Regions from separate parts of the Homo sapiens genome. Here regions 1 and 2 are each linked to region 3. A link is a loop called in an ENCODE intact Hi-C map of the cell type or tissue named here. Cell type or tissue: PC-9. All regions are shown on one strand. Each heading gives the region's core, and the rest is flanking DNA. Links, peaks and the distances in the headings are about the cores only. Region 1 overlaps MB21D2 (Mab-21 domain containing 2). Region 2 overlaps OPA1 (OPA1 mitochondrial dynamin like GTPase). Region 3 overlaps ATP13A3 (ATPase 13A3).

Region 1 (10,108 bases), core at 1,488-9,487, 1.6 Mb after region 3:
CAAAAAAAAAACTCAATTCCTGCCTCTCGGATATTCAGTTAATTGAGAACTGGCTCAAACAATTGACATTCAAGGGAACTGTATTGAGGGACCTTGTCATCATTCATTTATTAAGACCAGCAGTTGGCCTTCTATCTCCAGTTAAGTTGAGCACTGGTCTAGGCACTTATATAACAATATAGTATATATATTCCTTAAAATCCTCATATTCTGCATAATTGCATTAAAAAAACCAGCATGACTTATAGGAAAAGCAGAGTTATGACCATATCCCCCAAAACCTATTTGACTTTGTAACCAGGACATTAACAAAAGCAAAAGAAACACGAAAAGATAAAGAAATACCACTCTAAAAAGGACTTTACCTTTAAAAATGGTTGAAGATGGCTTGATGGATTGTAAGGAAAAGTTGTTGAATTTTGGAGACAAGGATACAATGAAGTAAGATCATAGGCAACAATACAAAAAGAAAAGCCACATACTTTCTGAACCAAGAACCACATGTCTGTCTGAGCTGAGAACTCTGTGACTTGCTGTATTCTGTGTTTGAGTACATTTTTTTTAGCTGCTAGTTCTTGATTGTACAAAATATTAGCATTCTAGGAAAATTGCATGTGAAAGCAATCCAACTTTTAATTGTGCTGACATCATTTTCCTATCTGCCAGTCCTGTACAAGCAGTTCATGTTACAGTGACATATTCTGTAGTAGGTCAGACTGTTTCTAGATATCAGTGGCCTAAACCCCAGACACAGAACACAGGGGGATGCAGGTGAATAAGGCTCCGTTCCTGTCTTCAAAAAACTCATGGTCTCATGTGAGACATGAGAATGAGCTCAAATAGCTGTAGTACAAATGCTGTATGAAGGGGGACAGGAAATAATTTGTATGATTGTGGAGTAAGGTTAGGAGGCAAAAGCTTTTAGGTGGGTAGAATTGGCAGGATTTCAGCAGGCAAGGAGGGAGGGCACACTGAAGAGAACAAGTAGAGGCTTGGGGACTGGAAAACACTGGACATATTTGGGGGACTAGCATATTGTGGGGGATCCGTTTGGGGGCTGGGGCCAATTAAGAACATAAGGGAGCAGTTAAGACAGGGACGAAAATGGAGATTGGCCTCAGAGTGGGGGAGGCCTTGGCTATGGAGATGGGGGCACCGTGGAAGGATTTTGAGCAGGTGAGTGATGTGATTAGAGCCCATCCTTCAAGAAGCTCCTTCTGGCAGCCTATGCTGGGTGCGGTGGTGGGAACAGAGTGTAGTTCGGAGGTATTGCAGTTGTCCCTGTGAGAGATGTGAGGACCCTGGCTGGACTGTTACAGTGACACACAGTGGCATGGGGTGTGCAGGAAGGACACTACACCACAAACATTTTAAGGACAGAATCTGAAGTATTTGTCAACTGAGTGATGGTGCAGGGCTCTGGTGGTACCTGTTTAATGATGACAGATTTACTGTTTGCAGTGATGCTAGCTGTCATGATTGAGTCCTGTAAAAGATTATATTAAGCTAAAACTAACTGTAAAAATCAGTATATCTGTTTCTTTCCCTTCCTTTCTCTCACTTCTTTCCCTTCTTCCTTCCCTCCTTCCCTCCTTCCCTCTCTCCTATCTACCAGGTGCTTTGTGTTAACTTTTCATTCAGAGTGTTTTCTGTCCCTTACAAAGCTGACAGAGTTGTCAAGAGGTTTCACCCACTCAACCCACATTACTTGACACACAGTTACTTGCATTACAAAGCACTGCATGAGGAGCTCTTGGTAATAAAGGGGTGACTCAAACACAGATCCTCCCCTCCAGGGTCACGTCTGTGCTGTTGAATGTTGAACCACATGACTACATTACTAAATAAAAACTAAAATTAAAAGAAAAACAGGGAGGGAAGTGATAGAATAGATAGAAAAAGTATTGGAATATTTATTTTTAAAAGTCACATGCCCAAATAACAGGATAAAGACGAGTGTTATTCATTAACCTACAGAAGTGTGAACAGAATGTGATTTTAAAAATACAATTACATTTTCTCAGGATTGCAAAGTTCCAGAAACTCTGCTTGGAGCTTTATGTAACTGTTTCAATTAAGTGTCCCAAGAACCTTATGAGAAAGATGATATTACCCCCATTTTTTTTTTAATGGGGAAACTGAAGTTTCAGAAAGTCAAGTAACTTATCCAGATGCCACACAGCTAATAAATCATGAAGCTAAGGTCCACATTCAAGCGTGCCTGTATCCTAAATTAATAATCTTTCTATCACGGCATCCACATCATCCTTTCTGGCATCCTTCTTTTCTGTCTTCCTTGTTCACCTCAAAGCTGTGAATCTTACCAACGACGATGTGACATCCCATCGTGACAGTAGAATTGCTGCAAACAGCATGTGGGCATTTGAAATTCACCGGCAAGAAGCACTGTGTTCTCACTCACTTTGAAAGCATACCAGTAAAATCAGGTATTAATTTTAAAAATTTATGTTCAACCTCAGGCCTTACTTTTTGGGTTGCAGCCAGTCCAGCAACTAAAGAAAAATTAGGAAGGCATGACCTCTAGTGGAAAGACTGAAAACTTCATGTGATTTTACTGGAGAGTTTCTCCTCAAACCACCTCTTGTTAGACTGGAATTATGGAATTTTTCATCTGAAAGTTACTGTCATAACAAGACTTGGGTCTGTGTACAAAATGTCATTTTTGTCACTATCTTAAAAATGGGATTTTTGCATCTCACAATCGTAGCACACCTGAGTCCTTTAATAACCTTTCTCAAGTCGGAACCATCTTTTTTTTTAAAAAAAAAAATTGTCCTCTCGTCTTTTTGCCACTTCACTATAAAACCCAAACTGGACTTTTGGAAGGGACACAATATAAATACAGCTGTCTGCATTTAATCTGTCGTCGTCTCTCAATTCAACCCTGGGACAATTGATAGCTTTGGAAATTGTACACCTCTATTCAAACTGTGTGATCTTTGGTTTTGAGAACTGAGCTGTAATTGTGCCCATCACTGCAGGTTTATTGCTTGGCTGCCAAGTCAGCTCCACACTTGATACTCACTGACCCATATATGTGCTCCCAAGCCAAGTGTGGTATGGGCGCCAATTGTCCTTAAGGATTCGGCTGGTGATGCAATCACTTTATCTATGCTTGAGATTGAATAGAGGACAAAAATCCATCCCTATCTGATGGGTAGAGGAAGATACGGGCCCTGAAAAAATAGCAGAAATCTAGCACAAATACATCATTTTCTTTCAAACTAAATGAATACCTGGGTGGTTAGAGATGAATGAATTCCCCAATTGTACAGAATGAGACCTGTCACATCCCTCCTGAATCTCAATTACTATCATGTTTCCAAAAGCCCGCCAAAGTTGTCTTCCCTGATTTGAAAAGTAGCCAATCTCAGCTCTTCAAGATCTTAGAGAATTACTGAGACAGTAAATTCCTTCCTCTAACTTGACAGCTTTGCCTTTCCTGATTTCATGCAGTTAAACTTTCTGCTTTGAAATTGAGAGAGAGGCAGACTCAATTTTTAAAAGCATTTCAACATTGCTAAACACATGTCTCCTTGGAGATTATGCTTCCATCCTTGTGGGGTGAGACATGGGAACCTGCATTTTTAACAAGCCTCTCGGTTTGAGACCCACATATGAAGCAGGGAGTTCTGGATTGAGAGTCAAGTACTTTGGGTTCTATTTCTGGCACCTGTGCCAGGTTCAGTGCTGTGTCACCTTTGCTTTCTGGGCCTTAGCAACCTCATACATACCATGGCAGTTGGAATAAATAACCTTGAAAGTCAGTTCTGGCTCCAGTAAGCTCCAATTTATTCATTCTTTGTGTGGGGAACACATATATAACTTAAACTTCATTCTCTGGAGACCAAGACTTAGCGAATTTTAACTTATTCAAACAACATCCTTTAATACTATGAAATTAAAGAAACTCTTATTTCTCCCTTAGTAGCCATCATTTGGTTAATAATTTCTGGCTAGAATGTTTGAATGCCACACTGTTCATCCACTGACTTGCTCCATTTTTAGATGGTTGGGGGAAAGTAGATGAAAGAAGCCATCTCTCAAAGTATGACTTTCCCATGTCAGCATTATGAGACTCATCTTTGACTTTGTCTAAGAATTTTTTTTTTTTTTTTGGGATGGAGTCTCGCTCTGTCGCCCAGGCTGGAATGCAGTGGCACAATCTCAGCTCACTGCAAGCTCCACCTCCTGGGTTCACGCCATTCTCCTGCCTCAGCCTCCCCAGTAGCTGGGACTAAAGGCGTCCACCACCACGCCTGGGTAATTTTTTGTATTTTTTTTAGTAGAGACAGGGTTTCACCGTGTTAGCCAGGATGGTCTCGATCTCCTGACCTCGTGATCTGCCCACCTTGGCCTCCCAAAGTGCTGGGATTACAGGTGTGAGCCACCGCGCCCGCCCAAGACTTTTTTTAATTGAGCAGGCATGGATTTAAAAACACTGCAGCTTTGTCCTCTTTTAAATGATCTACCCGTGCTTTTAAACTGCAAATTTCTACTTCTGCAGAGGGCTTTGGCTGGTTATTTCAAGTCTGATTTCTTTTGATCCGAACATTTTCAAGCTCAAACAATAGAGTATGTTTTTACCCAGATACTGAAAACAGTTATCAGGTAGGCAATTCTGTCTCAGCAGATTCAGCTCTTTATTAGTCTGTTAGCCTGTCAGTATTTTTTTTTTCATGTCTGTTGTCCTTGGAAAAACTCATTTGATCCCTTAGTCCTTTCTTAAATTACAGGGATGGGTGTAGCTGTACTAATCTGAACTTCTGGATGTATCAAACATTCCAACTTTATACGATGGAAATACTTCTAAGACTTATTAACATATCATTATTTTTCAAACTAGCATGTTTTTAGGATATTACTGATTTGTTATTTGAAAACTAGATTGAGGAAATTAGTATTTGAAATAACATTTACTTATTTAAACGAAGGCAAAAACAATAGAAGCAGGAGGTCATTGTTAATAAGCCATGTGGAAAATTGATTAATAGCTATTAAGCACTTGGTTATTGACACTTAAAGACAAGTTATTTTTCATCAAAGATGTGTGTTTATTTTGCTGGCATAGGTAAGGAAAGAAGGGAATCTTATCAGTAACCCAGGCAGTCTGGCTATAACCATCATAGATTCCTCCCAATAGAGCACACCTTACATTTTGAGCCCTTTCTCCCACCTTACAACAAATTGACAACTTGATGGGAAAAAAAATGATCCCTCTATCTTTCCTTCAAAATAATTGTGTGTGGTCAGATTAGTTTTAGTCTGGTTTAGGCCGGAGAACTAGGTGGATACTTTGTATACTCATCTTGACTAGTTACTTAGGGCTAGGAGCCTCAGCCTCCACATCCCTACAATGAGAATTCTAGAGCTGTTCATCAAGTAATTATAGGGAACAAATGGGAAAATGATTGTGGCCATTCTCTGGAAACTGCAAAGCGTCATACAATATATATATTGTTTATTTAGACTTGATGGAAGATAGGTTAAAACATTTTCTTTTTATTAATCTTCTGAGCTCCTGAAGTCTTCAATGTATTTATTCACTTATAGTCAGAATGAAATAGTCCTGAAGGAAGAGTAGTGTCTCAGCCTCATAACATCAAAGACTGTTTCCTCTGACTTCTTTTTCTTTTATTCCTGGAAACTGAAGCTTTGTTCATTAAAAAAAAAAAAAAAAAATTAACTGCAGTAAGTGCAAGCGGACAACTCTGCCTTGCAAAGAGCTCCTGAATATGCATTGGGAACCCATTGTCAGCCATGTTGCTTGCCAAGACAAAGCATCTTTCAGTCTTGGCTCAACCTAGATGATCCCTTCAGCTTCTAAATTATCAGGAGGATTTTCTCAGGGAAACTAAACAGAAAAGTTACAAGTCACTGGGTGGAACCTCAAAGTAAATAGGCCTGGGACTGATGCTTTTAATGTAGTCTTATCACATTTTAGCCCGTTGATCAGCTTGTTTCCCCAAAGATTTTATTCTAAGATTGTAAGACGTCCAAGCCCAGCTAGAAACTCTTAGTAAATGAGTAGAGTGTGGATGCCATCTCCTGGCAGTTTTTGGGAATGGCTTAGTAAGGAATCCATTTATTTATAGGTTCTCCACGTATGCATCAAGGGAAAAAATACATGGTTTTAATCTTTTTAGAAATTAGGTATTAGACTTTGATCTTAGATCACACTATAGTTATATAGTAACTTTTCTCCTGCTTCCCTGATGAGGTTGTTGACTAAAAATTGGTGCTTTGGAGAATGTCCTAGAGCTAAATTATCCTCAAAGAACAAGAGGAGACGTGTCTGTGTAGTTACAGTATAGTTCATGAACAAGCCCCTAGCTTCTCCTTCATCTCTTCTGAGAATGTGATATGAGTCCCTTGCTTGCAGATATAGAGGATCTGGAGTCTTTCATCATGTCTCACAATGACAGTGTTGTCAGTCGAAGTATATCACCTGACAGTTTCATCCACCATAAAGATAGAGTTTATTTCAGAAAACTTTGTCATTAGGCTCCACCATCTATTTACTGATTCAGCTTACTCTGCTGAACTTCTCTTGTGTTAGGGTGGGAGATACACAAGTCATCAGAGGGACACTGACAGGTAAACACATAATTGATAATTAGTGTAAACACTACACTAAAAAAAGTACAGGCCGGGCATGGTGGCTCACGCCTGTAATCCCAGCAGCTTGGGAGGCCAGTTGGGAGGTCAGGAGTTTGAGACCAGCCTGACCAACATGGTGAAACCCTGTCTCTACTGAAAATACAAAAATTAGCCGGGCGTGGTGGCGCACATCTGTAGTCCCAGCTACTCGGGAGGCTGAGGCAGGAGAATTGCTTGAACCTGGGAGGCAGAGGTTGCAGTGAGCCAAGATTGTGCCACTACCCTCCAGCCTGAGCAACAGAGTGAGACTCCATCTCCAAAAAAATAAAAAAGCAAAAAAAACAAAACACGCACACACACAAAAGAAAGTACGGACAAAGGTGATTGAATGAAGAAACTAAATATATCATTTAGAAGTATTTCTGTACAATTTAGAGGAATAGAGACAGAATAATCCTCAACAGAGGCTGAAAGAGAAACTTTGTTTTGGTCTTTAAATTTGGCTTGAGGCTTTCATGTATAAGTAAGGTCTGTTTGAACAAAGCTCCACTCTGATGGTTGGTTCCTGGAGTGAGTTCTTTTTTTTAATCCACCCTCCCCAACCTTAATCCCCATTGTTCTCTTTGGAATTTAAGAAAGAAATGCCTGTATCTGAAAAATATATGGATTTTCACCTCTCCAAAGCTTTCCAGAGGTCTTAAAATGTCCCTTGGGAAGTGAGGAGAATTGAGATAACAACAAAGCAAGAAATAATCAGGAAGATGCTAGCTGTAAATGCACAGAAAAGCAAGCTTGCTGATCTGTGAAGGCTAATGAACTCTTTTTGAGAATTGTTCTCAGATCTAGTTTTATAAGACTTGTAATGGATCTATAACTGATTGTGGGAAAGAGCAAGTAATCCCTTACCAGTAGCTTAGGCTTCCAGGCTCCTCATGGCCAGTTGTCCATATGAAATGTAATGTCATCAAGAATTATTAACAGACCTGAGCCTGTCTGTCCCTGCTTTACACCCCCCACCCACTACAGTTCCAGAAACAAGAATTACTCTGCTGTGGTAGTTCACTTGGGAGGTGACACAAAGAAACAGGAGTGAGGGAATACAGCAATTGAGACAGATGAGAGAAAAGCCAATAAAGATTCTGTCTATTAATAAGCTATTGAATGGGTTCATCTGAGAGGTTGTATAGAACCCAATGTAGAATCGCCCACAGAGTCTGGGGAAGCTAGGGCATTTATCTACTGATTCTGCCCCAGTGGTTGACAGTCGCCCCAATGGTGTCAGTTCTCTTGCATTAACTCCCCTGCACTTCCTGGCAGTGGCTGGAGAGAGAATGCCCTTAGGCAGAGGGGCAGAGTCACTGGCACTTGAGGAGAGGGGCTGGGAACATCTCGGGGACTGCCTGTCACAGCTGCAAGTGAACCCAGGGATGGGCTGGGGACACAGGGCAGGATATCAACAAAGTCATACGCACATGTGCGTGCGCACACACACACACACACAAGCATACTCATATATTAGGAAAAATGTAAATTCAAGTGAGGTCTGTAATAATAGGAACTATTAATTTTGTTTAGATATGAGAATGGTGGTTATACTTAAAAAGTCTTTAGACAAATGTCTGTGTCTAATTGAGAAAGTGATGTTTATGGGTAAAATGATAGGTTGTCTGGGATTTACCTTAACATATTATGCCAAAAAAATGGGATAAATGAAATAAGAATGGCAAACATAATTGTTGAAGTTAGGTGATGGATACATGGGAATTTATTTTACTATTATATCTACTATTGTATATGTTTGAAAATTTCTAAAGTAAACAGTAAAACAAGTTAGTAAACTCGTCTAAAGTAAGACAGGGTCTTCTTTGACTAGCCAGTGATAGTTTGTAAGTCCTTTAGAGGAGGCTTCTTTATATAAATTGGGATCATTTTAAAGCTAGTTTAGCAAATTCGATAGTTTGTAAGTCCTTTAGAGGAGGCTTCTTTATATAAATTGGGATCATTTTAAAGCTAGTTTAGCAAATTCAAATGTGTAATGTAGATCACCGATTCAAGGTCTCTTTTACATGGATAGTGACACCTTTTTTTAGGGTGCTTGTTACAAGGAGCATTATCTCTTATCACAGTTTGATGGATACCAGTTTTTGTTTTTAGAGAAGACACAGAATTCTTTCTTCATGTCCCAGTGTACCCGATAAGGGTTTTGTACAGAGACAAAATGTGACTGTAATAGGTACTGCTGTGTCTGTAAAGGGAAAAGACTTTCTTCCATTAGAGTTCAATAAAAGTTTCTGGCCTTGTGGTTAGTATGTTTTTGGCAGTCATGTTCCTGGCTACCTCCACCTGTCTCCTCAACCTAGTAGTATAAACTTAGGGGATATGACCTTCAAATTAAGGCTCTGATGTTGGGTTAAAATAACAAATTAGACTACGCATCTGAATATGTGGGAATATTTTCAGAGTTTGTTCTGGGAGCCTGAAAGAATTTCAGGGATGCTGTTGTGATTAAAACACTTGTGGAATGTTCTCTGAAAGTTGTCCAAGAGCTAAGTGTGCAACACAGATGCACACGCACACGTGTGCACCCACATAGCTGTGTGTCTCAGCACTAAGTATCTTTTTATAATGTCATCTATAATCGTCTCTTTCCTATGATCCTTGACCCATTTGCTCATATACTTTATTCCCCAGAGATGACTAAAGTCAGTTTTTAATCTGCTCTAGAAATCTGTTTACTCCAAAATAGAATTTGTTCCATTTTTGGATGGAGAAATAAATTTCTACTTACTGTTTCCTATACAGTTTATGTGGCAGTTCCAAAGGCCCAAGGTATTACATTGTTTATTCTCTCCTAGGAAAGCCCATTTAATGCAGGAAAGCAGCATAGGATCAACTTGAATTTGGATCCCAGGTCAGCTATCATGGCCATAAACAATTTATTTGGCTGCTATTTTTCTTAATTTCCTTATCTGTAAAATGGGGACACTAGGCTGGGCATGGTGGCTCACGCCTGTAATCCCAGCACTTTGGGAGGCCTAGGCAAGGCGGATCACGAGGTCAAAAGATCCAGACCATCCTGGCCAATACGGTGAAACCCCATCTCTACTAAAAATACAAAAATTAGCCAGATGTGGTGATGCGTGCCTGTAGTTCCAGCTACTCGGGAGGCTGAGACAGGAGAATTGCTTGAGCCAGGGAGATGGAGGTTGCAGTGAGCCAAGATTGTGCCACTGCACTCCAGCCTGGGGACAGAGCGAGACTCCATGTCAAAAAAAAAGGGAAGGGGGACACTATTGCCCACTTGAAAGGGCCAAGAAGATTGAACGAGATGACACAGGTAAGCATTTGGCCTGTGCCGTAGTGCATGGTAGTGGCATGAATGTTTGTGCCCTTCTCAGAGAGTCCTTGTCATGAGATGTATGTACTTCAAATGTGTACTATAAACTCAGCTCTTCTTTTGCTGTTATGTGTGTCATTGCTGGTGCTA
Region 2 (10,108 bases), core at 1,210-9,209, 740 kb after region 3:
TTGCTTAAAGTGATGATTGCCAGGCTTCATCCACTGTAAAGTTACTCTTTTCCCTCTTTTAATTAGTACATATTTTCTGTGAACATATTTTGCGTGATGACATAAACATCCCTTTTTGCATCATGGTTTTATTCCCTTATTTATATAATTACCAATGTATGGATTCCTATTTCATTCAATGAGTTACAATTTGTTACTGTCATTATTTTGGGGCCCAAATTGTCCCCAGCCTGGCCAGTTGGAGCCTCCTTCAGAGGGTTTCTGTGACCTGCTGACATCTCCTCATCATCTTTCAAGCACTCCCTTCCTTTCTACACCCACAGGCTCATCCTGTCCTTTCCCTGCTCCAGCTATGGAATCTACCATATCTCCAAAGAATCCTGGAAGAGCCTCTCCTGAGACAAAATCATGTGAGCTCCTTTTTCATTTCTTCAATCTTCCTAACTCTAGCTTTATGGTTTCATTTCAATAGTGAACACAGTATATCTTCTCCAGGATGTGAAAGAAAAATGTACTACTACTACTTATGTACTCATCTTAAAGGGCAGTCAGGGCTGGGCATGGTGGCTCATGCCTATAATTCCAGCACTTTGGGAGGCCGAGGCGGGCGGATCATGAGGTCAGGAGATCGAGACCATCCTGGCTAACATGGGGAAACCCCGTCTCTACTAAAAATACAAAAAATAAGCCAGGCATGGTGGCGGGCGCCTGTAGCCCCAGCTACTCGGGAGGCAGAGGTGGGAGAACCACCTTGCAGTGAGCCGAGATCGTGCCACTGCACTCTAGCCTGGGCGACACAGCGAGACTCCATCTCAAAAAAAAAAAAAAAGGTGGGGGGGAAGTCTCCAAGGTAAGGAAATGATTTAAAATCGTACAAGCTTAAAACTGGCAAAAATATGAATGCATCAACATTTTAACACTCTATACAATATTCTGTAACAGGCTGAAACTGTAGTAAAAATTTGATTGCCTCCCTTTCTCCAAATCCAATCAACCAACACACTATGTTCTAATTGAACAGGCTATACTAGAAACTTTGATCCTTATAATACATTAATAACTTAAATTTGGAAAGTTTTCTGGCTGAAGTATCCATGACCCTATTCCCAAGTGTCAGACCAAAGATAAACAGTAACGAAAAGGCACTCTCCAGACTCTTTTCCAACTAATGAACAAAGTCATGGCTCATCTCCTTGAGGGTGACTGATGCAGCTGAGTTACTGGCAAAACCCTTGCTTCCAAGGACATTATTTGGTACATTAACACCATTATAATTTTATATGTACAAAAGTAGTAAATCATTTCAAGGGAGTTATATGACTGCTTTCTCAGGAAAACCAGCAGTAGAACATAGAACTTGGCTTGACAGTGTACATATCTGAGTTAGTAATCCACTTCCTTTAAATAATCAAATTGGGAGCGGAGAGTAATGGGGTTGCAAAGCCTCTACTAAAAACATAAGAAAAGATACTTATGATTTTCCAATCACTTAAAAATGTGTTATGCTGGTAAAATTCATTGAATTGTTTCACTGTCTTGATAATTATATCACGAGGGATATAAAAGAAATATATTTGTATACACTGTGACAATGATATACCACTTCCTGTAACGGTACTAATTTAGCATGAAATTATGAACCAGGGACTTGCAAATGTTTGCGGAAGTAATTCTAACAATCCTGAGAAATAACCACTATAATAGTCATTTTACAAATAAAGAAGCTAAGGCTCTGGGAGATTCCCTGCCGAAGATGACACAGCTAGTAGTAAATGGCAATTCAGATTTGAGCACTAATCTTCTACGTTAGCACAAACTTAACTACATTGCCAAGGTGGCATGAGAAAAACCAAAAGTGACAGAAAATGAAAATAAAAGTTAAAATGAGATATGTCTCGAAAGAAGAATATTTAAAGGAAGAAAGAAAAGGAAAGGAGAAAGCAATGCAGAACTTAGATTATTACTAGAGGGAGAGAATGGGGCCGCAAGCGCTGATGGCAAGGGGTGAGCATGCTGCGCAGGCACAGGGTGTAACACAGAAGAGCCCTGCCTGGCTTCTTCAGGATAACCCTATGGATTGTACTGTAATCCTACAACTCAGCTTAGAAGGCACTTTTAAATTTGCAGAACTTCTTTCTAATTTATTAACGATATCTGCTTTTTTTCCTTTTAGATATCAGAAAACTAATAAGACAGGAAATTTAAGTACACGTTGAAAGAAAAAGATACTTTGTTACACGAAGCTGAAGTCAGTGAAACTTGTAACAAGGCAGGCTCAAACAGAGGTACCAACTACAGGTATTTTATTTTTATTTAATAACAATAATGTTTCACTGATTTCCTTGAGTTCTCAAAGATCTAAGTAAATTTTAGTATGCAATCCTATCTTAAAGCTAGGAACCTACAAGAAACAACCAAATATCAACCCCAAACAGTGACAAAGTGATTATTAGTAGGGCCAAGCTAGGGGGGTGGGAAGGGGAAGCCATGGTAGCCTACTGCAGGTGTTAATGCCTGACCTGGGTTACAATGGGTTCACATGGGGCTGTTGGTAGCCTGGTCCAGTACTGAGGAGAGTATCTGTGCAGGAGGGTGGCCTGGTGCAGGCTGGCGAAGCACAGGCAGGGTAAAGAGGGTATCTCCACAAAGGCATGGTCTGGCTTCAGGTGAGGAAGGAATCTGTCTGGGGTCGGGCAGAGGCTAGCGGGTGGGAAGGATGAGATGGAGAGGCACCTGGCACAAAGCGTCAGAGCAGAGCTCAGTAAAAGGGACTCCATGACGAAGAGCAACCTGGCACGGATGTCAGAGCCCAGACAAGGTAAAAGAAGTGTCAATGCTGGGTGCGGCGCCATGTGGTGGCCTGGTGTGTAGTGTTGAGTCCGAGCTGGGGAAAAAGAACATTTCTGCAATGGAAAAGGACATATCTTCATTCAAGTTGGGTTACGTATAGGAGGACTGACCAAAATATGAAAATATATTAAGGATACTAGAAGCCCGTTTTCTATCAGGAAAGCAAGTGACAAATATCGAAAGGGAGAACACTAGAACAAACCTTGTAATGCTGGATTAAAATGGGAAGTATCAGCATCAACTCACAGTTTTTAATAAATAAATATACACATGATTTAGGAATACAGATGTCAGTGTGTGTATATTCACCTGCACACACACAAACATTCACAACACTTAGTTCCTAGCTCTTTCCACTGAGAAACCAGGGAACAGTGATATTCCAATAACAGCATATATAATTTCTAGGTCTCCATTTCTAAACACCATTCTTCAAAAAAAGGAAGCTGGGTCAGGTATTGAGCCTGGAACATCTTGTTATATGGAGGGATAATACTGGGACAACGGGTGAAACTTGAAAGGGGTCTGAGAATTAGATATTGTAATTTATCAATGTTCGGTTGCTATGAGAAAATCTGTTTCTAAGAACTATACATGAACCTACTTGGAAGTGATAGGACTTAAGGTCAGCAACTTACTCTCAAATACTTCAGAGAAGAAAAAAATTCCTTGTAACTTTTTTTTTTTTTTTTTTTTTGAGACAGAATCTCGCCCTGTCGCTCAGGCTGGAGTGCAGTGGCAGGATCTTGGCTCACCGCAAGCTCCGCCTCCCGGGTTCACACCATTCTCCTGCCTCAGCCTCCCAAGTAGCTGGGACTATAGGCACCCACCACCACACCTGGCTAAGTTTTTTGTATTTTTAGTAGAGACGGGGTTTCACTGTGTTAGCCAGGATGGTCTTGATCTTCTGACCTTGTTTTCCACCCATCTTGGCCTCCCAAAGTGCTGGGATTACAAGCGTGAGCCACCGTGCTCAGCCCAGTTCCTTGTAACTTTTCTGTAAGTTTGAGATTAAATGGATCAACAAACAAATGGAAATGGGAAAGGTGGAAAGGTAGTAAGGTAGAGGGCAGTAAGAACTACTCACTGAGGTCTTCCGCCAGTTGAACGCGTTTACCAGTAAGCAATTTAATCTTCTTCTCACCATCTTCAGCAAAATCTTCCAATACCTCTTTAACATTTTTCTCTAATCGCCTAACTGTTTAAAGAAAGTTAAAAAACCTGAGGAGCATCGTTTTTATAAATGAATAAAGATGATAAAATTAACCTATATATATGGAGAGTAAATTTTTTATCATGTTAGAACTATTGCTAATACTTTTCATAGTCATAGAAAATCTCTGTTATACAGTAGTTTTATCAGCATGAAACCTATATAGTCTCAGAGAATGTCATATTCTTAAGCTATACACTTTAATGGAAGTGCAGATTTCCCAAAAAACTAAGTGATACCTAGGAGTCCATTCCCAACAGAGTTTCATGCAATGAAAATAAACTCCTGGTATGTTTTATCACCCATCTTTTCCAATTATGATTTATTTTAAAAGCAAATAATAATTTTTGTCTTTTTTTTTTAAAGAGACAAGGTCTTACTCTGTCACCTAGGCTAGAGTGCAGTAGTATGATCATAGCTCATTGTAGCCTCAAAATCCTAGGGCTCAAGTGATCCTCCCATCTCAGCCTCCCAAGTAGCTAGAACTACAGATGTGTGCCACCATGCCCGGCTAATTTATTTTATTGTTTGTAGAGATAGAGTCTCACAATGTTGCCCAGGCTGGTCTCAAACTACAGGCCTCAAGCGGTTTTCCTGCCTCGGCCTCTCAACATGCTGAGATTACAGGCATGAGCTACCACACCTGGCCAGTTTTTCTAATAAATCTACTTTTGGGAAGTATTTTGGCATCCTTCTATTAAATATGGATATTACCACTATTATTTTTTAATGTCAAAATAAGACTGCAGTCCCTATGTGGCTTACCTTCAGTATTTGTAAGTTGTTGCCTTAAAGTATTTGCGGTGATAGCAAGCATGCGCTGTATACGCCAAAACAAGACCACATCATTGCATTCCAACTGAAATATTAAGTAACTAAGATTACCAGATGCAAAGTTAAAATGAAAACTATCATCGTAAACACATACAACTACTAGAACCAGTAGATATGTCCTAAGCTTAAAAAGTACTCAGATTTACCTAATGCATATACTGTAGATATAAGCTACAGAATCCTTTCTGTACGGAGCCATGAAATTCTGCATAATTTGGCTTATATCTGTCTGACACCTAGATAGCTTTGTTTCAATTCTAATGACAAAGTAAATAAGCTTGAGTAGTAGCAAATTACATTACATTGTATGTAAGTTGAAATTCACAGCATATACCCTCCATTTATATTTAGTTTCAGCTAACCATGTTTATCTTAAATACGTCCTTAGGTTAACCTCTTTTCTTTGAGTCTGTACTCAAGCCATTTTTAAAATTCAGCTGTGTGAAAATAAAGTGATGTATTTAAAAAGAAGCTTATTCTACAGAAGGCAGTTTCTACAGAAGTTTCTTCTTTCTACAGAAGTTTCTATAGAAAGAAGTTCACTCTACAATTAAAATTATGCAAAAAAAACTTGCCACTTTTAATTAGGTGCATTTAAATATAAATTTATGTTCATCTACTGAAAACAAAAGAACAGCATGTTAGAAGTCTCAATTAAATAAGATTGTTGATTAACTGAGCTTTATCAAAAGGATATTTAAAAGCATTTTTGCTTGTAAGAAAATGCTGAAAATATATCAGACTGCTGCCACCTAGGGGTTACTTTAAATTATGAATCATTTTAATACAAGAACTTTATGATTATTTAAAACAAGATTTAGTGATATGAAGAAATAATTATGACACCTGAAAAAAGCATGATAAAAACTGTTTTGCAGGATGATTTCCATTATGCAAATGGATGGTTATGTTACACACACAGATACACACACACTTTCTCTTTCCCTCTCTGTCTCTCTCCCTATGTACAGAAAAAGTTGAAAAGAAATACATAAAAATGTTAACTAAAATTCTTACAGGTCAGGGAATAAGGGACTATTTCCTGTTATTTATTTATTTTTTTTACTATTTATATTCACACTTTTTTTTACTATTTATATTCACATATTCTTATAAGCATTGGGGATAATATGCACGTATCACGAACAAAGTGGCAAATATCTTTGAAAATATAAGAGTTAGATTATTCTTTATAAATTACACATACTTTTTTTCCCCAGATGATCAAAGGACTTAAAATTAATGCTTAAGCTAAAGTTTACTTTTAAGCATATTTTGACAACTGTTGCTTAAAAATACTTCTCTTTGTTTTTGGAAACCTTACCTCAGAATCTACAAAATGCCTTTGGTAGTAATAAAAACCTCTTCGACAAAGGTTACAATGGTTTAGAGCTGTTTTTAAAAAATGTCTTCTATAAACTTGATGCCAAGTATCCTTAATCTAAAATGAGAAAAAAGAAAGCCCAGAGTTACTGTATATTCTTCATGTTGATCAACCACACTGAGAAGTTGTACAAAAATTATATTTACCAAAAAAGTTAATTAAAAGCAAAAGCAAGGTTATTCTTTACATAGTTATTCAAATTTTTTTATTCACTTACTTTTTTTAAGGCAAAGATTAGATTTACTACTACTCTGACCCATTACCAGTTTATGTACTTAAAAATTAGCAATGATTTAAACAAATGCTGTTACTATAATCAAATAATCATCTTGTGGAGTAGACAGGGTAGGTATTACCTTCCCCTAGTTAGAGGTGAGGAAACCAATGCAGAAAGAGGTTGAAAGCCTTATCTAAAAACAGAGTTAGAACTTAAGATGGTCTCAGATCATGTCTAGCAACTCAACATTTCCTTTCTGTTTATAAAATTTTACTGCTACCATACCAATATGATCCCTACCACTTTATTACTAGATACTCTGAGTGTCCAATATTCTTTAATACCCTCTGTCCTTTTTTGAGCAAAACAATAATAATGTTAACTAGAAAAACATCAACCCCTTTTGACAGATGAGGTAAGTGAGGTCAGAAAAGTGGTATCAATTATTAAAGGACATATTATTAGCTAATATAATGGAAATACACTAGAATTCACATGTCCTGATATCTAGTCCATGCAATATTCTTCTCGTGGTACTTTGCTACTTATTTTATAGCTTTGCAAAGTGCACTGAACAAACTGTCACTTAAAAAACCTGAGGTTTTCTTGGTCTTAGAAACTAATTAAGACATACAGTCAATTCATTGCCTAAGACATGAGCAAAAAGTTTAAAAAAAAAATCACGTAACATCTCTTCTATACCACTCTGAAGAGAAAATCCCTCCTACTGTATTCACCAACGTGCCACATAACGTTTAAAAGTGTCAAACTGAATATAACTTATTGTTAACGAGAGCTGGGACCAACAAGAATAAAACCTAAATCCACATTCAACTCAAACAGCTCATGTAATCATTAGCTTTCATCTCATTTTCAATATATAAATAATGCTAGATGTATATAACTGCTTTGAGTTTTACCAATTTTATTTTTATTTTTTTACTTGTTCTGACCTGTGGTGGAATTTAAAATAAGTATACTCATCCCTCAAGTACAGAAACATAAATAGCACATAATCTTTAAAAGAGTTTGTGTGGCTTTGAAATTTGTTAATGATTGCTTTCCCCACTAGACTTATTTTTCTAATTGTGTTCACTTAAGCTAATATTATAAGGAGCTTTTGAATTCCTTACATCTTAACTAAGCAGTAGAGAATGTAGTTTTTAAAAAACGTGGGCCCGAAAGTATTTTTTAAAATTCATCCTCAAAAAAAGCATCATGAAGGTAAGCAAAAAGTAGCCTAAAGTGTAGACTATTTTTATTCTCACATTAACAAAAGAGGACAATGGAGAAAGAACTCAATGGTCATATCCAATTTAATAAAAACAACATTTTTATTTTTTCTGAATCCACTCACATCTAATTGAGTTACATTTGACTGTAAACCACACACAAAAACACATATATATGCCATTTTTAAACAGAAATTCTATTTTGCAATCTGAAACAGCGTGACGTGGGGCAAAGGTCTAGGTCGGTTTCATCCCATTTTGCATGAACTGACTGTTGACCATTGAACTTGCCAAAGTAAATTTCTCCATTTACAAATTAAAGCATTACTCTTAAAAAAGCAATACTGAGAATAAAATTCCTTCTCTTCACGCAATCAAAATGACTAAGCTTTTACTGTCAGCAAATGTACACGTGACAAAAGTCAAATTAAGCACTTAAATATCTAACTAACACATGTAGTAACATTTACTGCAAGAAACAAATATTAAGGAAGCAGATTCCTGCTTCTCAGCAGTATTTATTACCAAGCTTGGATCTACTTCTACTCCTCGGGATTCAAGGTTCTTCCGGACTGTGGTTATTTCATCACTTGCAAGATAAGCTGGGTGCTCCTCATTACATTTCAACATCTTCTCCAATTCATTCTTGGTTTCATTGTGAACACACTTTAAAATGTTTAAAAAAGGACTGTGTTTAGATGGTTCATAATTTGGTGCTTGAAAAACAGTCTCAATTTTAATAAATACATTACTATTGCATAAAAGATAACACAAGCTTAATCACAACAAACAAGAAAGAAACACAAGAAAGAACACAGCACCCCGGCTTATGAATATGGTAAATGGCCTATGAACACAGAAGAATTTGCCTTATGAGAGGGTAGAAAACCCAGGGATTAGCCCTACTTGTTATGTATTTACTTTTGCTGAAATGTTTTTTCCTGTGGAAGTTACAGCACCAGGAATCTTACCATGTATTTTCTTTCTTTCTTGACCGTAGGGTATAATTTGAATCTAGGAAAAAGCACCCTGAATGCATAGGAAGAGCTGATGTTCTAAAATGCTTCATATCTAAGAACTATACTTAAGAACGAGATTACTGTAAGGACTTAAACTTGTTGACATGTTTCTTTTCCAATAAATATAAAATGCATAGCTTGATTTTTAAAAAGCTTTTTCATAAAAAATGGTACTTCAGACTGCTCCTGTGAGGTATCTGTCCTTCTTAAATTCACTTCCAGTCTCTTATCTGTAATTATTCATAATCTCTTTACCAAAGGAGGAAAACTTACCTACACTAGTTATGTTTGATAACAAGATTCTTATACTGTGTTAAATTAATCTTGTCATTTTTCAAACCTCCACTCAAAATTGTATATGATAGAAGAAACTAGCTTTAAATTCAATCATTACCCTAAATAAATTACTAGAATAGAAAATCTACCACAGCTACGAAACTGAGTGTTTTTTTTTGCCCCAAACTCTATCACAGCTATGAAATCTGAGTAGACAAGATTAACACATAAATGCAAACAATTAACTTGTAAATGGAACTACTAATTAATACTCTCTGAAAACTAATACTTCAGAAAAAAGAGCATTTGATAAAGAGAAAGTTCACTGTTTGCTTAAACATGTACTATTCAGTCTGAGATGGAAAGGAAATCGCTGGTAATGGTGTTCCCAAGCTCATCCTGCCTCATGTTTTACTTCCCCCTTTCTACCCATCATTTGACTGTCACCACACTTGGCCATTAGAAGAGAGAACTACTCTTGGATCTATCCTGACCAAAATTTCCATTAGTTTGGCTTAAACAAGGCGAGAATGTTTCAAAGGGATGAATTTTCCTAGAAAACAAAAGAAACACAAAAGCACAAAATACTTTTCAGAGAATGGATTTCTCATCTTTAAGTTTCTTTTCCTGCCAAATCCTGTCATTCAGCTAAGTGAACTTACGATGTGAGACCTAGGGATATTCTCAACCTCTTCTAGAATCCATGTCTCACTGTAACCTCCAGGTATGAGGTTGAAAACACTTGTCTTCAACTGGGAGTGGGAGGGATAGAAAGGATAGAGAAGGAGAGCTTGACTCAATGAGTCTGACATGAGGCTAGCTTTTGAAGAAAAAACAAAACACTATATATAAACACCTCCCCGGGTGATTCAGATGCCCCTCCCTTCTATATTCCAAATTATGGCCTCTGTTCTACAGTCAGCCTGGGTCTCACACATGCTGCCCTGAAATCCTGTGGGGAGAAGGCTCTTCTGTAAAGGGTTTCCAGATTCCTCTTCTAGGCTTACAGACCCTTTGCACTGACTTTAAAGCAAATTCCTTTCTTTCTCTTGAAGGGATTCCCCTATGGGTTTAAGTTCCTGA
Region 3 (10,108 bases), core at 1,269-9,268:
GCCCATGAAAACATTTCCTAAAAGACATTGCTAAGCGTAAACTTGACATTTTTGAAAGTTCTTTTTAGTTTCTCTGCTAAACTATGCATGGTAGCCTCTTTCCTTCTCTGAGGGGATGAATTTGGTCACTGAAGCATTCCTTTCAGAAACAAACTGAAAGATCCGGTTGCTATAGCTACTGTGTTCTGCTTTAGGGACTTGTGCCGTAGAGGTTTTGGAGAGACCCACATGCTCATTCTGTGCCCCCGATGCCCTGTTTCATGGCCTTTGTGTTACACAGTACTTGCCTTTCTCCCTTCATCATCATCATCTCCCCGCTGGCTGATTTCTCATTCCAGCATGCCTGTAGCACCTTTTATTTTCTCTTCCAGTGAATTATATTGTGTTTGAGAATGTGTGTGGTATGTTTGTGTTTGTAAACTAACAAACCTATGCTTGCATGTAGTGTACTTTTTGTGTATGATACTTGGGGGAGGTAGGGGTACAGGAACAAAATGTTTCCAATTATGGTACAGTAGGGGGATCCTTAGTGTTCCTCATGACTTTTTAAAAATTGTGACACGTGTACACTGTTTGTAATAGGGTTGTGAGGATATTTTTCAATGCATAAAAAGAATCCTATTCAGTTATTGTTCTATTTGCAAATAAATTAATTTTAATTTTATTGGTTGACTTACTTTCCACAAGTAGGGAACAGTGAATTGAGATATGTGTGTGTTTGGCTTTCCTTAACTCAGCTTGCTACGTACGCATTGCTGTTCAACCTGGCAGACTCTTTGGACAGACAAGTCCTATTATGTTTCTGCTTTTTTAAAAAAAGTCAGCAGTCAACATTAGTTTATTTCCTGTGGTAATCTAACAGTGCTACTTAAAAGTGACAGCTTTTGGCCAGGTGCGGCGGCTTATGCCTGTAATCCCACCAGCACTTTGGGAGGCTGAGGTGGATGGATCACGGGGTCAGGAGATCGAGACCATCTTGGCCAACGTGGTGAAACCCCGTCTCTACTAAAATACAAAAAATTAGCCGGGCGTGGTGGCGCGTGCCTGTAGTCCCAGCTACTTGGGAGGCTGAGGCAGGAGAATCGCTTGAACCCGGGAGACAGTGGTTGCAGTGAGCTTAGATCACGCCACTGCACTCCAGCCTGGCGACAGAGCAAGACTCCGTCTCAAAAAAAAAAAAAAAAAGGTGACAGCTTTCGAATTGATTTAGGAACAGTGGTTTTTTTCCCACAATTAGATTGACAAATGACACCTTGGGAGAAAAGTAAGATCCAAGTAGTAAACTGTCATCTCAGATGAAATATTACGTTTGTTGTGTGCCTATACTGGAAAGGCATTATCTGTTATTTTGGATCACTTGAAGAATCCTATACATAGTGACTTCTGTACCTTAATGCTAAATATTTTCCTGTGGACTTTTTTTTTAAGGTGATGCTGATATAACTCTCTTTAGTTATGACAGTAAAAAGGCTACTAGGCGAGTAATCTTCAGACTTTCCCCGTCCCCACCCCAGAATGCCACGTAGCTTACTTTTGTCCACCTTTTTTGCCTTTAAATTCTTGGTAGCAGTGCAGCTGATTGTGTTTTGTTGACAGGCTTAAGCTAGCAGACCTTTAACATTGAGAGCGGTGAGTCACGTTTACCGTGCTCTCAGCGGGGCCAGGGAGGAGAGGGAGAGAGTGGTAGGTTCCTGATGGTTGTTTCAACTGGATGAGAAAGAGCTACCAAGTTAATATGAAAAAGCTTTAAGAGCTTTAATTTTAAAGTATTTTTGCTCTTCTCCATTGGCCAATTTAGAAACATGTTTCAAAATACATCTATAGCTAACTTGCCTTTTTAAATCATGAGGCATTTTGGGTAACATTAGAATATGTAGCTCAGTTATGTTCTACTCTACCTTGTGAGATTACTGCATTTAGAGCTAGTTGTAGCCTGGTTTATATGTTGATTGGCAAAACAAAATGACCTGGAATTTAAATTTCATTTTGGAGAAGCAACAGCCAAAATCATTACGAAGTGGCTGTTCTTTAGAAGTAAATATAACTACTACGAGTCCTGGTGTAGTCATTTATATTTATTTCAAATTTCAATTGAGACAAATTCTGAGGGCCCTTTTCAGCCCTCTATTGAGTTTACATTTCTATGCATTAACCAGGGACTCTGCTTTCTTGTTCTCCAAGGATCATTTATCTAAGGCCAAATTCACTAAAAACATCAGGATTGATCAGAAGGATTTCAGTGACAGCAGAGCTTTTTGCAATGAAATAATACTAAGCAATAGTACTTGTTTTATACCCCTTTCCAGTCGTGGAGCACCGACGGAAACCATCATTATAAAACAGTATTGTTTTTTATATTAGTAAGGATGAGGTTTTAAAAGACGTAATTGACATTAAACATGATTGAAGCCCTAATTTTGACCAAACGATATTTACTTCATGTTTTGAGAGATGATATTAACAGTAACAAGGATACTTGTACACAGCTTTCTTCCAAAAATGATCATGCGGCTAAGTTGCCAGGAGCAATAGTACCAAAAGATAGTTTGGGACAGAATGTGAAGATTTTCAAATTAAATATTAAAAATGTTTTCTCTTTCTGAATGGCTTAAAGTTCTTAATACATTAGATATTCTGTGGTAAAGAATCCATATCTGCAAGTTATTTAAAAGGTATTAGTACACAAGAGTATAGGTATATAAAACTAAATGAAGTCAATCATATTGATTATCCCCCCAAAAAAAATATAATCTAAAGAATAATCAGTTCCTAAATAATTGAAAGCTGCCCTTACAAAATAAAACAAAAGAACACACATTTCGTTGTGTTGCCCAGGCTGGTCTCGAACTCCTGGGCTCAAGCAGTCCTCCCACCTCGACCTCCCAAGATGCTGGGATTTCGGACATGAGCCACCACGCCCGGCCAAAGCTGCCTTTTTTTAACATGGATTTTTTTTTCCCCCATTCGTTGTGCTCAGAAGTCATTTCCTCTTATTTTTCTCTGCTAATGTGTGCTTTAACAAACCTGTTTAAAACGACAAGCCTTTAATCAACTGGGGTGTTTTGTTTTGTTTTTTTCTTATTTTCTTAGGAGTCAGTGGATCGGTGGGGAAAATGCTGCTTACCCTGGGCCCTGGGCTGTAGAAAGAAGACACCAAAGGCAAAGTACATGTATCTGGCGCAGGAGCTCTTGGTTGATCCAGAATGGCCACCAAAACCTCAGACAACCACAGAAGCTAAAGCTTTAGTTAAGGAGAATGGATCATGTCAAATCATCACCATAACATAGCAGTGAATCAGTCTCAGTGGTATTGCTGATAGCAGTATTCAGGAATATGTGATTTTAGGAGTTTCTGATCCTGTGTGTCAGAATGGCACTAGTTCAGTTTATGTCCCTTCTGATATAGTAGCTTATTTGACAGCTTTGCTCTTCCTTAAAATAAAAACAGAAAAATATATCGTCCTAACAGTTAAATTAACAATCAATCCATAAAGTCCTATATCTTCATTCAGCAACCCAAATATTACATACATTTCCAGAATTTTCTTGATTGTTACTTTCAGTGATATTCTTTATATTGGGTACAGGAGAAGTTTGGTGTTTGGTAGGTTTTTCAACATTAGTTTTTGAGACTAGTTTACCTCTTCACATTTATGCTCACAACCCTCTTGTTAGAAAAGTCTGTGTTTATATACAGGCTGTAAGTTTGTGATTGATAAAAAGAAGATGAGTGTTAATTAGCCTCCAGTGAAAATATACTGAAAGCCTGTTTTCATTTGATTCCAATGTTTCTTCCAAAGAATTCTGTATAAACATATGCCAATTCCCTATGATGGTCTAGAGTTAGGAATGAGTGTTTATGGTGTTGCTTATAGAACAACTCAGGTAATCTCCATTTCTGGTTTTATATTTTCTGTACAAACTGCCTGGGTTTTATTTTTCTAATCAGCAAGGTGCTTCACTGCCTTCTTGAGACGCCTCTCAAAGCTCTTAAATGGCTCCTGTGCTATGTGTGGTGTTGGCAGTCTAATTTGCTTCTGTTAAATGTTGTAGAACCTTTTTCACTAGGAAATAAGATTCATTTCTTTCGGCAGTAGATGTAGATTCATCTTTTAACGTTTCTTCAAATTTGTTTCTGTCAGGCTTTGTGTTATTTTAAATGGTTTTTTAAAATTTTCTTCTATGTTTTCAATTACCTAAAGACATAGGATAATAGTTTTTTTTAAGTTAGAATTTTACCTCATAAAATTTTTTGAGGTTTGATGTATGTCTCTGTCTTATCAATAATGAGGCTTAAAAAATACTGGATTTGAATGGCTGCCGTTTTTTCAAAGCAATATGAATTTGATGAGTTTGTTTTATGCCATTAGGTGGCGCCAGAGGTCAGAACATGTCTATTTTGAATTGGATCGTTACAAATGAGCATATTTGATGCGGAAATTTCTGGGAGAAAAAAAATTGAGGAAATAAAGTTAAAAAATTGACATTCATTGAGCCAAAAGAGATGTGGAGAAACATTTTTCACCTTTCTGTTTGGCCTGATTAACATTTAAATTCTTGCCAAAATTAAGGTAACTTTTAAAAAACACCTTTTATAGGTGGATCCAGCAGTCTGGCAACGCCCACAGTTACCACAACACAGAAAACTGATCGTGCTATAAAATGGACGCTAAACTATGAAAACAGTGTGACATTGTTCTCTGTTCTTCCAGAGCCAGTAACATGCTTGCTCGTGCTTTCTACTTCTAGCTGATCATTCTTTTCCCAACATATATTTACAAATTTACCAAATTTTACCTAGAATTTTAGGACCAAATGGTTCTCACTCTTTATGCTGCAAAGACCTGGATGATGTTTGGTAACTATAGAAAAATAGAAATTACACTCAGGATCACTGTTACTGCTATTGCCACTGATGATTCCTGCAAAAATATAATCGAAGTTTTCCATCAAATGTATAATATGCTATTAATACACATTAGATGATAACAGTTGTTCCATGAATGATTCTATGAAGCTATGCATCTTAGACCTCTTGAGCTGTGAATTAGCACTATTTTCTATAGTTACTTATTCTCTGGATCATTTTATAATTTCCATATTAATTTCAAATATGCTCGTGTTATTCTTCAGTGATTTCCACAATTGTGCATTTTATTCTTTGGTTTAAGTACTGAAGCATATAATGAAAGTAATTGCTAAGTAGCAGCTTAAAAATTCAATTATCCGATTGTATTTAACATCTTTAAGAGCATGATCATAAAGAGCTATTTTTGACACCCCCCCCCCACTTTTTTAACATTTAGAGTTAGTAAGGGTTTTATATCTCTTCTGTCCATATTGTTTTCAAAGGAATGAGGTGTTTAGGTGGCTGGAAAAGCATTTGTAGGAAGTTAGATTTGAATATAGACAAGGTGGGTTATTCACGTTGAGAATGTTATTTGAAGAATGCCTGTGAAGCCAGGTGTGGGTTCTACTCAGTGCCATAGATAGACTGAGTCTTCTCTCGTAGGTTACCATTACATAGTAATTTTGATTCTGAATTTCACATTAAATTATTTGAGTTTATACAGACCTAAATTTTAAAATCTGTACATATATTATTTTGATGTATTAAGATGAATATTGCTGATTTAAATTTTATTTATGCACATACTTAAAGGACAGAAATGTCTGGGAAAGTAATTGTTAAATAATGATATGTAACTTTTTAACTTTTTAAATAAATAACAAGATTTTTAATGTGTGTCTCCCTCAGGGTTGTTTAAAGTTTTTTTTCTCCCTCAAGTATAAATAGTGGTAACTATATGTTTTGTATCTTCTAGCACCAACTGCTGTAAAGCAATGCTGCAAATAATGCTTGAATACAAGTGGCTAAGCCAACAACAGAATAAATACTTTTATAGTAGTTTTATAATCCTGAAATTCGAAAGCTTTCCCAATTGCACTTGCATCTAAACAAAACTGTTGCAGTTTTTACTCTATTTATTTTGTTCCCCATGTTTATGAAAGTCCTGCACAGTTTCAAAGGCATGGTAAATAATATATCAATGTTTATGTAGTCTGTTACAGAAACAGCTATAGATAACATTATCCAGTGAAGAGCAAAATTCAAGCTTTAGAAAATATTCATGCATGCAATTTTGACATATCTAAAAATAGGTTTTTGTATATTTATGGTGGGAGGTGGTTGGGAACTTTTAACAAAATGGGGTGTTAATTTTTGTACAGTCTGTGGGCATTTACACATTTTTAATGTATTAAAATTTGGTAATTATGTGTACATTAAATTAATAAAAGTTACTTCTAGTTATGATTTGTGAATTCCCTAAGACCTTGGATTTTTTTAAGTAACTTTATATCAGAAATGATACTGCATCTTTATATTTTTAAAATTGTATTGCTGCTCAAGAATGGTACCCTCTTGTCAAAAAGGCATACATTCATAATTGTACATTCAGCATTGTAAATAATCTTATGAAACCTTTTTTGATTGAAGCTATTCAAAATAAAAATTTTAATGAATGAAATAACACTTTTTTTCTGTGTCTTTATTCATTTGTTTGCTTTTTAGTGACATGAATACTGCCCTTTGTGGATTTATTTTCCTGCCTAATAATACTTCCCCATTTCCTTCTTTTTTTTTTTTAAAAAAAACTGGATTTTGAAGGAAATAAGAACAACATTCTGCATATCATGCCATGTGTGTGAGCATCCTGGGGAAACCCCACAGTCGGATGCAGTGTAGAGCCAAATGTTAAATGCGAGGAGGTCTGAGGGCAATGGTGAAATGAAATAGAAGAGTAGGGACTTATAATCTATTAATAGTTGGGAGAATCAAACCAAAAGCTAATACCATGGAGAGAGAAAATGGTTGTAAAAATCCCAGAGAAGACAGGACCTTTGTGTGTGGGTGGGAGTTGTTTCCATGGAGCTCAGCTCCGGGAGACACGGAGCCCCTGCTAGGGAATATGTGGCTGGCTGTGGTGTGATGAATTCGGGGGGTGAGGGCCTGCCTGCCTTTAGCTCAAGTTCTTAACAGTCGCTATGGTTTGTGCGGCATGTGTGATCCTGTCCCCACAGCCTGCTGGTGTGGGCACAGTTCTGCATGTCTCTCCTTCCGCTGTATCACTGCCAAGGGACAGGGAGTCCTAGGGGCTTGAGTGAGACTGTCCGTGGTCCAAGTTGGGGTGTGGTTGCTCCCTGCTGTGCCCGGCCCACTGAGTCTCCCTCAGAGGAAAAAGGCTTATCTCACCCAGGCACAGACCTGCTTTTGAATAGCCAAGCCCCTTAAGCCAGGTAACTGTTTTACAGCAGACTTCTGACCTGGTAATGGATACAGAATCTTAAGACTTGGAAGCACTGGAGCTGTCAACTTCCTTGCTCCAAATACTTCTCATTACCTCATCAACTTGCTCAGTGGATGGACTAAGAGTGTTCCCCCACTCTGCAACTGCCATACCTACTTTTCCCTTCCTGGACAATCAAAGTGTCTTCCTAAGGGACAAAATGTAGAGGCCATTCTGACTGGAGGTTTTCCTGGGGAAATAGGCTAAAGAAGGGCCACAGGAATTTGAGCCATCGGCATCTTACTCTGTTTCACAGCTCGCCTTCCCAGTCTGTCATGTTGGCTCCCTGGCAATTTCATGGGCAAGGGGGCGGGGAGGCTTTCACTCGATGTGCCTATGCATGACGGACTTACCAGGTCACCAGTGTAGCAGTTCAGGGCTCTGGAGTTGCATTCCTTGATCGGAACTGAAAGACCTCCCGCGATACCTGGCAGAGGCAGTGGCTCTTCCCTGTGGTCCAGGGCTGCGTGACTTTGAAGGTAATTTCAGTCAACCCAGCCTTTACTGGGCTCTGACTGCATTAGGCTGCATCAAAGGGGATTGGATCCCATGATTCTTTATATCTTCTGACATTAAGCCTTTGTCAGCTATAGGTGTTACAAATATCTTTAGTTTGTGGTTTATCTTTTCCCCTTTTTTATGGTGTCTTGAAGGATAGAAGTCTTTTTTTTTTTTTTTTTTTTTTTTATTGATCATTCTTGGGTGTTTCTCGCAGAGGGGGATTTGGCAGGGTCATAGGACAACAGTGGAGGGAAGGTCAGCAGATAAACAAGTGAACAAAGGTCTCTGGTTTTCCTAGGCAGAGGACCCTGCGGCCTTCCGCAGTGTTTGTGTCCCTGGGTACTTGAGATTAGGGAGTGGTGATGACTCTTAACGAGCATGCTGCCTTCAAGCATCTGTTTAACAAAGCACATCTTGCACCGCCCTTAATCCATTTAACCCTGAGTGGACACAGCACATGTTTCAGAGAGCACAGGGTTGGGGATAAGGTCACAGATCAACAGGATCCCAAGGCAGAAGAATTTTTCTTAGTACAGAACAAAATGAAAAGTCTCCCATGTCTACTTCTATCCACACAGACCCGGCAACCATCCGATTTCTCAATTTTTTCCCCACCCTTCCCGCCTTTCTATTCCACAAAACTGCCATTGTCATCATGGCCCATCCCCAATGAGCCGCTAGGCACACCTCCCAGACGGGGTCGTGGCCGGGCAGAGGGGCTCCTCACTTCCCAGTAGGGGCGGCCGGGCAGAAGCGCCCCCCACCTCCCGGATGGGGCGGCTGGCCGGGCAGAGGGGTCCTCACTTCCCAGTAGGGGCGGCCGGGCAGAGGCGCCCCTCACCTCCCGGATGGGGCGGCCGGCCGGGCGGGGGGCTGACCCCCCCACCTCCCTCCCGGACAGGGCGGCTGGCCGGAAGTCTTAATGCAGACAGCATTATCAGTGTGTTCAAAAGACACGTAGACACGTTTTGCCTATAGACAAATGGGCAAAAGGAAACCCAGCTTTCTCAAATGAAGCACAAGTGGGCCTTAATTATGTGAAAAGGTGTTCAAGTTCATCATTAAACAGGGAAAGGAAAAGTTAAAATCATGCTGAGATATCTTTCATAGAAATGGCAAAAAGCAGGAAGTGCCACGTGTGGGCAGAGAGGAAGCACAGGAACTCTCACAAATGGCAGGTGTCATCGTAGACCAACACAACCACTTTGGAGAGCAGTTTGACTTTCCCCAGTTAAACTGAACATGTGAGCGGCCGGGCGTGGTGGCTCATGCCTGTAATCCCAGCAGTTTGGGAGGCCGAGGCGGGCGGATTGCCTGAGCTCAGGAGTTCAAGACCAGCCAGGGCAACACGGTAAAACCCCGTCTCTACTAAAATACAAAAAATTAGCTGGGCGTGATGGTGTGTGCCTGTAATCCCAGCTACTTGTGAGGCCGAGGCAGGAGAATTGCTTGAACCAGGGAGCAGGAGGTTGCAGTGAGCCGAGATCGCACCACTGCACCCCAGCCTGGGCGACAGAGTCCCCCTCCCCCACCAAAAAAACAACAAGTGAGCATCCTGCAACCTAGCAATGCCATTGTTGAACAAGTTCAAAGATGTTCTTAGCCTTATTAGTCCCAAAAGGAAGAAAAAAATGGAGGATTTGAGAATGTTCTTAGCTTTATTGCTAAGCGGAGAAAGAAAAACAACACATACCAAAAAAAAAAAAAAAAAAAAAAAAAAAAAAAAAAAAAACCTGGGTGGGAAATTAGGGCCATGTGGCATGAAAAGGAAGACCCAGGGGAAGTGTGGCCCATCTAGGGGTGTGGCTACTGCAGTGATCCAGCTGTATCACTGAACTTCCCTGGCATCATAGAGTTATATTGTGCCATTTATGGAAAAACTCTCCCCACTGCTCTTGGCTTTGACAGTAGGAATCAGGTTATATATGGTCTCTCGGTTTGAAGATATTTGTCATTAAAAACCAGAACAAGGGCTCTGAGATAGGGTCCTTTCCTGACCTACTCTGGTAAAGTCTTTATCCTCAGGATGCAAGGATACCACCCTCTTCCTGTGGAAAGTGTCGAATCACATGCAGAGCTCTAAGTCTTTCAGTTACTTTGGAGTGCAGAACCATTTCAGGTAAGGCCAAATATTTTAAACATTAGTATAGGAAATTAGAGGGCTCTTTAGTCTGTGTGTGCATGAGAAGTAAAATTGCACGAGAAGCAATTTATGTAAAATTTCGCTTAGGAAACATTGTTTTGGCAGGTTAGTAGTA

Evidence for each region. Peaks named below come from ENCODE experiments on the same cell type or tissue, not always from the same donor. Only the 100,000 strongest peaks of a DNase experiment are listed, where the experiment ranks them.
Region 1: it touches region 3 in a loop (15-fold over the local background); 2 of 110 quality-filtered maps call a loop at or near these places.
Region 2: a loop joins it to region 3, with 3 times the contacts of the local background. A loop is called at or near these places in 12 of 110 quality-filtered maps.

The regions. Positions count from the first base shown.
Region 1 is chr3:192,808,896-192,819,003 of GRCh38, reverse strand. The region is part of intron 1 of MB21D2 (Mab-21 domain containing 2); the gene reads left to right. Among named protein-coding and RNA genes, the nearest start is that of FGF12, 86 kb to the right of the region's middle. In PC-9, for the core only: CTCF peaks have their summits at 2,339, 2,538 (motif pointing left) and 6,059 (motif pointing left); DNase peaks (open chromatin) are centred at 2,513 and 6,053.
Region 2 is chr3:193,661,110-193,671,217 of GRCh38, reverse strand. It overlaps OPA1 (OPA1 mitochondrial dynamin like GTPase), which reads right to left. Exons shown (of 31, transcript NM_130837.3): 26 at 8,256-8,396; 27 at 6,222-6,338; 28 at 4,829-4,922; 29 at 3,938-4,048. It overlaps LOC102724808 (a long non-coding RNA gene), which reads left to right. Exons shown (of 5, transcript XR_924835.3): 3 at 324-410; 4 at 2,174-2,298. Among named protein-coding and RNA genes, the nearest start is that of OPA1-AS1, 39 kb to the right of the region's middle. In PC-9, for the core only: CTCF peaks have their summits at 5,408 and 5,613 (motif pointing left); a DNase peak (open chromatin) is centred at 5,627.
Region 3 is chr3:194,399,099-194,409,206 of GRCh38, reverse strand. ATP13A3 (ATPase 13A3) reads left to right here. Exons shown (of 34, transcript NM_001367549.1): 34 at 3,091-6,530. The coding sequence ends at 3,288. It overlaps GP5 (glycoprotein V platelet), which reads left to right and starts at 9,941. Exons shown (of 2, transcript NM_004488.2): 1 at 9,941-9,969. RefSeq lists enhancers at 8,005-8,557, 8,558-9,111. In PC-9, for the core only: CTCF peaks have their summits at 4,175 and 4,379 (motif pointing right); a DNase peak (open chromatin) is centred at 4,366; H3K27ac peaks cover 432 bases.